Regions from separate parts of the Homo sapiens genome. Here regions 1 and 3 are each linked to region 2. The links are chromatin loops, found by intact Hi-C in ENCODE. Cell type or tissue: psoas muscle. All regions are shown on one strand. Region 1 has its middle 8.2 kb from the start of TMEM182. Region 2 overlaps TMEM182 (transmembrane protein 182). Region 3 has its middle 14 kb from the start of SLC9A2.

Region 1 (2,500 bases), 52 kb after region 2:
TAAAAAGCAATCTGTTAAAATCTAGAGTCCACTAAGATCAATAACATTCCATTACGGTAAATTCTACCCTGGTTTTCACAAGTTAAATAAAACTGGATAAGCAATAGCTGGATGACTATAAGCAACAGAAGGCTTTGCCTGCTTTGATTCAGTATCTTTTTACTTAACTTTTTATTAAATTGTTTATATTATCAGTAGGTACACTGAAACTCAGCAGAAATCTCAAGTCACGTTATTAAGTGATCATAAGCAAAACATTCTTTTTCTATAGTCAAAATTTCTAATCCTAATGTTGCAATATTCTTAATTAGCTCAAAATATCTGATGAAATGATTTAAACATTCCCAAAACAAAATTAATTCTAGTCTACTTTTGTTTAAAAACACAAGCATGCCATTGCTCAACACCTAACGATGCAGAACAAATTTTTAAACAAATGCAGAAATCAAACTCCCATAGCTTCTACACACTGCAAATCCATGTTCTAGAAAACTGGAATGGTTTACCAAAGAAAGTTCTGACATCTTTTTTGGAGATTTTAGTGTAGATTCTTTTTTTCATAGGATAGTATGTTGTAGGTGTACAATACTTCATCTGCCACCCTAATATCCAAAAGTCTCTGAAAACCCAAAGCTTTTGGCAAAGCAGATCTGACCAACATGAGGCCATACAGTGTGGATTCTCATATATTTTATGGCATAAATACGAATGTGTTTGATTTATTTCAAGGTTCCCCAGGTTCCACGAGTGGGTGTTAGGTAATGCACAGTATATGTATTGTGTTACTTTTCTAAAATCTCCAAAATTCTGAGTTCTAAACACATCTGGCCCAAAGGATTACACATAAGGGACTGTGGCCCATCATCCTAGACACAAGACGGTAAACTGAGAGATGACCCGAAGAACAATTGCTTCCCTATGATAATTATTGAAACAGATTTTTACTGCCTATGAGCCGCATGTCTCTGTGATTCTACTGACCCTTTAATATTAGTTTTGTATTACAGTTTGTGATTCTTGTGTGGCGTCCTCTCTACTACCTCCTTTACCCATCAATATAAAACACGGTCATATTGTAAGCATTTTCAGGGATTATTCACAGGTTTTCTAGTCTTACATATAGTACAAGAACAACAAATAAACTATATAGGACAATAAGTGGTTCGGTTTTTGTTTAGTGTTGCATCTCTTACACCTAGCACAATGCTGTAAGGTAGGTGCTCAGTAAAAATTCAGCTATTCATCTTACTGAGCTTAATTAAATTGGTTTGAATACTGCCACCTGCTGGCCATAGGCAAAATTTGCATTCCAACGAACATTACAGTCAGTTGTTGGGAATTTTTATCTATCAAAAATGAAGAACTGGCTGAGCATGGTGGTTTATGTCTGTAATCCAAGCACTTTGGGAGGCTGTGGAAGGAGGATCTTTTGAGCCCAGGAGTTCTAGACCAGCCTGGGCAACATAGCAAGACCCCATCTCAATTTTTTTTTAAAAAATAAAAATACATATAGTAGAACAACGACTTATTAGTTTCACATTATTTGATGCCGAATAGCCTTAACTAAGATGAGTTCATCTAAGCATCTAGACCCCAATGAATAGTTTACACTGAACATGACTACAGCAAGATCCATAAGCTCATTCACCTCATTAATTTAGGCAGTTTATGCTTATTTAAATTGAGAGTCACCTATACAAGTAATTCACACCAAGGGGGCTTTATAACAAAAATACCCTTCCCTCTGCAAAAGGGTTTGCTATGTAGCTCCAGCCTCTATTTCACAAAGGATTCTATTAATACATTTAAGTATAGTAACTCTTGAAGGCAGTGGGGGGGGGAAGCTTAAAACTCATTTGTTAAAATCCTGCCTTCAAATGCAATAAGCACACAGTAAAACATTTCATAAGCAAAACTGGGGACCAAAGAGTGAAATCATTTAATACAGAATTTGGGGAATTTTAGAAATCAAAATGATGTAACTTACAGAGATAGATCTATTTTATAAACAAATATACATTTTAAACTATTGTAATTTCAATTTAATTTCCTCATTCGTTTAGAGTTAAAATAATTCTTTCTAAGCTTGCATATTACATTTCATAAGCCAGAAGCTGTGTGAATGAAAAGGTTCTCCTCTTCTGTCCTTCAGTTATAAAAGTGCTCTGCACATTTCTTTTGTGCAATGACTTGAGTCTTAATTTAGAGAAAGAAAAATTCTGATTTATCTTTGTCTCTGGGGTATGTTACTAGTTCCTTCTTTATCAGGAAACATGTAATGGACTTGCAAACTCCTTTCCAACTGACTTTCCAGACGAGGTGCTTGTAAGAGGCTCTAATGACCCAGCAAGTTCAGGTCATATGGCCCAAAGGAAAGACAACCTAATCAGTGAGAAAGAGAGTGAAATGCAAGGAGACACGTTGCTGTAACCAGAGTGCCACCATGTCTCCAAGAGGAAACAGCCCTTGCTGTTGCATCACTGTAAAATAGTCAGAAGTG
Region 2 (2,500 bases):
TTCATTTTCTCAGACTTGTTTTCCATTTTTTCTCCAATTTTCTGACACAGCCTTAATTCTTTCTGCTGTTACAATATCATGATTACACTTTTCTGATTTCCAAACACTCATTGCTGCACACACTTCATCATTCTGCTTTCCAAATACAATAATTCCCTCTTCCCTTTCATTTTCTAGACTCATAGTTTGATTTAGTCAACAACATATATAAAATGCTGATTGGGTTTCTCAAGCATTTATAACTTTCTTAGATTGTCATAACAATTTTTATCATTAAACATCCTACATACCCAGTGCTCTGTACTCTACTGAGTAACAATCATTAACAGAGAATGACCATGGGGGTTTACCTATTTCCACAAGTAATTAGGGGTTTAATCTGAAAATGAGAATTTCATCTAATGCCAAGGAAATATTTATTCACAAGAATTGAGTTTCAGGAAGTAGGATGTGATTGAGGGCACACCCCTGGATTCTGACTGCCCTGGTTCAAATCCTGCCTCAAAGTTTCACACTTTACACTTTATTGAGTAACCCTGAGCAACTTTCGTACTGCTCTGTCTCAGTTTCTTCATTGGTAAAATAGAGAGGATCCAAGTGCCTACCTCAGAAAGTAGTCATGAGGACCGAACAGAGGAAAAGTCCTGAAAACAGTGCCTGGAACATGACAAACAACTAATAAGCATGGGCTAATTTTGTTATTATTATTATTATTATTAAGCTTTGGCACGAGCTCCTGCTAATGGTTAGCAAATGTTACTCTCTGAAATCTTCTAAAGCATCAGAGATTCTCATGTGACTGGGCTATTTCAGGACAGGCCAAGAGGCAAAAGAATAAACTCGCTGTGGTGTCTTCCAGTCCTGAGATTTCAGAGGAGTAAGGGAATGATGACCTCCAATGCATCTCCCAGTGTCTTTCTGGAACTCTCCACGAGGTGGCACCAGTCACCCCACAGTCCCATGACAAAATGTTTTGCCAAGAACAGAAGGTGAATCCAGGCTCAAGCTCGTTCGTATTGAGGACAATTTCTTCTTTGAGTGTCCAGTCAAGCCAACCGCCTTCCCCTGCCCATCAGCCCTTTACTTCTAGGAAGTAAAAATTCTTTTCAGGACAGACCGTTAGCCTAGGTCAAGCACATTAGGCTTCTCTTTCCATACACGAAAATGTAAAGAAAACAAATGGCTCAGAAAAAAAAAATTATAAAACTTAGTGAAAAAACCAATACAATATTTTTTGGCCACTCACTACTAGTTAGTTCTGAGCAAAGTGACTATTTGGGGGATAGGATGGTTTTCAATGAAAGGAAATATTTGCAAAGAAATTAAATCCCTTAGTACTGAGTAAATAGTAGATAGTAATGAGACACATATTTTGAAAAAGGAGAATAAAGCTTATGGAAATTCAGTCTGCCTTTTCACTGTGACAAAACCTAATTCCAGACCAGAGACAGTATGGGTTTTTTTTGTTTTTTTAGAGACAGGATCTCGCTCTGCCAGGCTGGAGTACAGTGGTGCGGTCACAGCTCACTGCAGCTTCCAACTCCTGGACTCAAGCAATCCTCTTGCATCAGCCTCCCGAGTAGCTGGGACTGCAGGCACCACCACCACACTCGGTTCAGAGAAATAATCTTCTCACTTTGCACATCTGAAAACCGTCTTTCAGGATAAAGATTAATGATGCCTCATTATAGTATGTCATATGAGTAAAAACATTTGTTTGCCAGGCCTGTCATTTTACTTCTTAGAAGAACAGCACATTTTTTTTTTTTTGAGGGAACGATAGGAGTGTGGGGAAGCATTTATTCAAGTTTGAAGTTTAAGGTTGTTCAGAAAAGCTCCACCAAAGGTATTCCTGAGATGGTGATTTATCTGGGCAGGTGTTAGACCGTGAACCAGAATGTCTCCAACAAGGTTGGAGGTTGGGTGGACAACAAGGTCCGTCAGGTTGGGTGGACACTTACAGGAAAGCAATGGCTCTCTCCAAAGAAATGGCTCTGTGTCTCCTCTCTTCACATTCTCATTCCTCTCTTCACATTCTCACAGCCTTCACCCAACTAAGATGTTCCAGACTCAAGGAGCAGGCTTTGGGATTTGATTTCCTCATTTTCTCCCATATTAGTGCCCCATTTTAAAATGGATTCTAACAACCAGTTAGACACATTTCCACTGAAGAGCAATGCGGGGAAAATAAGCTTGCAAGGAAGAATCAGAGAAAGAAAAGTAATCACATTTAAAATATTTTTGTAAATAAAAGCCGTCACATCTCTTTTCTATATAATATTAAGCAAGGCTGACTAATGCTGGCATTTGACATTTGTGGAAAATGTCAGACCAAGGACGTTGGAAAATCCACATTAAAATTTGAAGGAAGGTGTTCCCATATTATAACAGGATCAGTGTCTGGATGACAGTGATTTTTTAGACAAATCCCAACTGTGACAATGGAAGGCACAAAGCGAGTCTACAAAGCAGGTACTTTTAGAAATATGAGTGTAACTAG
Region 3 (2,500 bases), 200 kb after region 2:
TTTTTAGTAGTACTTACAAGGGAGGTGACAGCCTCCACAGTGCCAGCAAGAAAAGACAACATCCACATCCTAGTTATAACTAATGGTATCTTCAACTCCTATCCTCTCCTATGCTAAGCTGGATATCTGACTGGAAGAAGAAAGAGCTGCGTCTTCAGGATTATACAAGCACACGAAAAAAGTGCACACACACATACACACACACTCCCAGTCTTTTCCATTGCAATATCTGCATTTACATCTGTAGAGAATGAGGTCCTTCAAGAATGCACTGACTTGCCAGGCACAGTGGCTCACACCTGTAATTCCAGCACTTTGGGAGGCTGAAGCAGGTGGATCACCTGAGGTCAGGAGTTCAAGACCAGCTGGCCAACATGGTGAAACCCTGTCTCTACTAAAAATACAAAAATTAGCTGGGCATGGTGGCTCATGCCTCTAATCCCAGCTACTTGGGAGGCTGAGGCAGGGGAATCACTGGAACTCGGGAGGCAGAGGTTGCAGTGAGCCAAGATTGCCACTGCACTCCAGCCTGGGCAACAGAGAGAGACTGTCTCAAAAAAAAAAAAGGCACTGATTTGCTCAAAGGTCAGTGCCAACCCCAAGTAAAGAATCTTGCCTTCTGACTCTCAGCTTGGTCTCTTCCCATTTGGCTAAATGACAACTGGTACTTTGATCATTCAAACAGGTTAGTGTGCCTTAAATATTTATTTTCAGGTATCTACCCAAGATTGATTGGGAAGTTTTTCATATGAATGTATGGCCTCAATAAAAGATGCTTGGTGAAGGGCCAGGCACAGTGCTTCACACATGTAATCCCAGCACTTTAGGAGGCTAAGGCAGGTGGATCACCGGAGCTGAGGAGTTCGAGACCAGCCTGGCCAACATGGTGAAACCCCATCTCTACTAAAAATACAAAAAAATAGCTGGGCGTGGTGGCAGGCAGGCACCTGTAATCCCAGCTACTTGGGAGGCTGAGACAGAAGAATTGCTTGAACCTGGGAGGCGGAGGTTGCAGTGTGCCAAGATTACACCATTGCACTCCAGCCTGGGCAACAAGAGCGAAACTCCATCTCAAAAAAAAATATATTATGTGAATAAAACAGAATTTCAGATGTTCAGAATTTCAGACATTAAAGAGATTACACACTATTGGACTGTCATTATAAAATATTACATTTACATCAGTGTAAATGAGATTTAGGAGGAAAGAGTCAGATAATGACAGAAGATAAATGAAAATTATTTTTCTGGTCCCAAAGAATGCAGGAACAGCTTCCTGACCTATGGAAAAGAAAGAATTGTCCATTTTCCATGGAAAATACAAGCTCACTCAGAAGGTAAAATGAAATCTAGCTAAACCCAAGAAACTTTGTTTTGCAATACACACACACAGTCACACACACGTGCACACCCTAGCTCAGGCATAGCCTGGATTCTCAGCAAGGGAGCCAGGCAGGGCCTTTACTGACACTGGCACCTGCTGCCTTGCATGCCCTATTTTCTAAAGACGCCACAACCCTGCCTGCCCCTGGTAGAGAAAACAGCTGCAGACAGGAGGCTACAGTGACTAAGCACAAAAGCAGATGAAACAGAGTCCCATGCAGTAAGGCCTGCAACAAAGGTCGTTGGCTGTGATAAGAATCTCCAGAGTTGTTGATAAAGAAGAAACAAAATCAGAAAAGAAATCTCAGCACAGAGTTTTTCACCTGTTCTATATTTACTCACACAATGATGTTCTTACTATTTTTCCAACTTCAGTTGCTTGTGTACTGACAAGTGAAAAAAGGATTCCATCTGATGTTAATATATACCTAGCTCTATCCATCTTTTTATCTTAGATTTTGATATAAATATTTGCACTCCCATAATTTTTCCCCATCTAAACAAGGACACATGCTTCCTTTTCTTTATAATCCAATCCAAATCTAATTCCAGGGTTTTACTGTATTTTCACCTTGTCTGAAAACTCTCTCTGATTATTCTCTTCTTCATATCATTACACCATTAGCTTTGGTTCCAAAGAGAAGATATTACAAGATTTATGCTTACAACGATGACAAGGAAAACTTGGAGTTAGACCACAAGGGAAAAATGAAAATGTCCCTTTACCTGAAAATAGAAGCTAGGTTGTGTTCACAAGAACAAATTATTTGACTATATTTAAATCATTTTTAACAACTGATGGGGCTCACTGCCTGACTGAGTCATGGTTAGATTGTGAAGACAATCAAAACATATAAAATATTCTCGCTGTCTTGCCATGTGTACATCCAACAGAAAGTACTTGTTTTTGACTTTTGAAAAACATGACCGCAGTGCAATCCAGCCCTTACTATTTAAGAACCAGTTCTTAAAACCTGTTGCATAATTCACTGACATCAAACAAAGCCGTGGAACCAGTTCCTCTATTGGGCTGTAACAAGAAGACAAGAGACCACTTCTTTAAATCTTTTTATTAGATTATGTAATTGTCTCAGTAAGTAGACCTACATTCATCTAC

The links. A loop is a pair of places that touch in the nucleus more often than their neighbours do. Peaks named below come from ENCODE experiments on the same cell type or tissue, not always from the same donor. Only the 100,000 strongest peaks of a DNase experiment are listed, where the experiment ranks them.
Region 1: it touches region 2 in a loop (12-fold over the local background); 78 of 110 quality-filtered maps call a loop at or near these places.
Region 3: it touches region 2 in a loop (2.9-fold over the local background); 7 of 110 quality-filtered maps call a loop at or near these places.

Annotation. Positions count from the first base shown.
Region 1 is chr2:102,752,536-102,755,035 of GRCh38, reverse strand. It overlaps a transcript of TMEM182 not described here. Among named protein-coding and RNA genes, the nearest start is that of TMEM182, 8.2 kb to the left of the region's middle. In psoas muscle, a CTCF peak has its summit at 1,297 (motif pointing left); no DNase peak of the experiment used is centred here; H3K4me3 peaks cover 112 bases; H3K27ac peaks cover 1,188 bases.
Region 2 is chr2:102,804,879-102,807,378 of GRCh38, reverse strand. The region is part of intron 4 of TMEM182 (transmembrane protein 182); the gene reads right to left. Among named protein-coding and RNA genes, the nearest start is that of TMEM182, 44 kb to the right of the region's middle. In psoas muscle, a CTCF peak has its summit at 939 (motif pointing right); a DNase peak (open chromatin) is centred at 938; H3K27ac peaks cover 2,337 bases.
Region 3 is chr2:102,603,977-102,606,476 of GRCh38, reverse strand. No RefSeq gene overlaps it. Among named protein-coding and RNA genes, the nearest start is that of SLC9A2, 14 kb to the left of the region's middle. In psoas muscle, no CTCF peak of the experiment used is centred here; a DNase peak (open chromatin) is centred at 1,466; H3K27ac peaks cover 2,258 bases.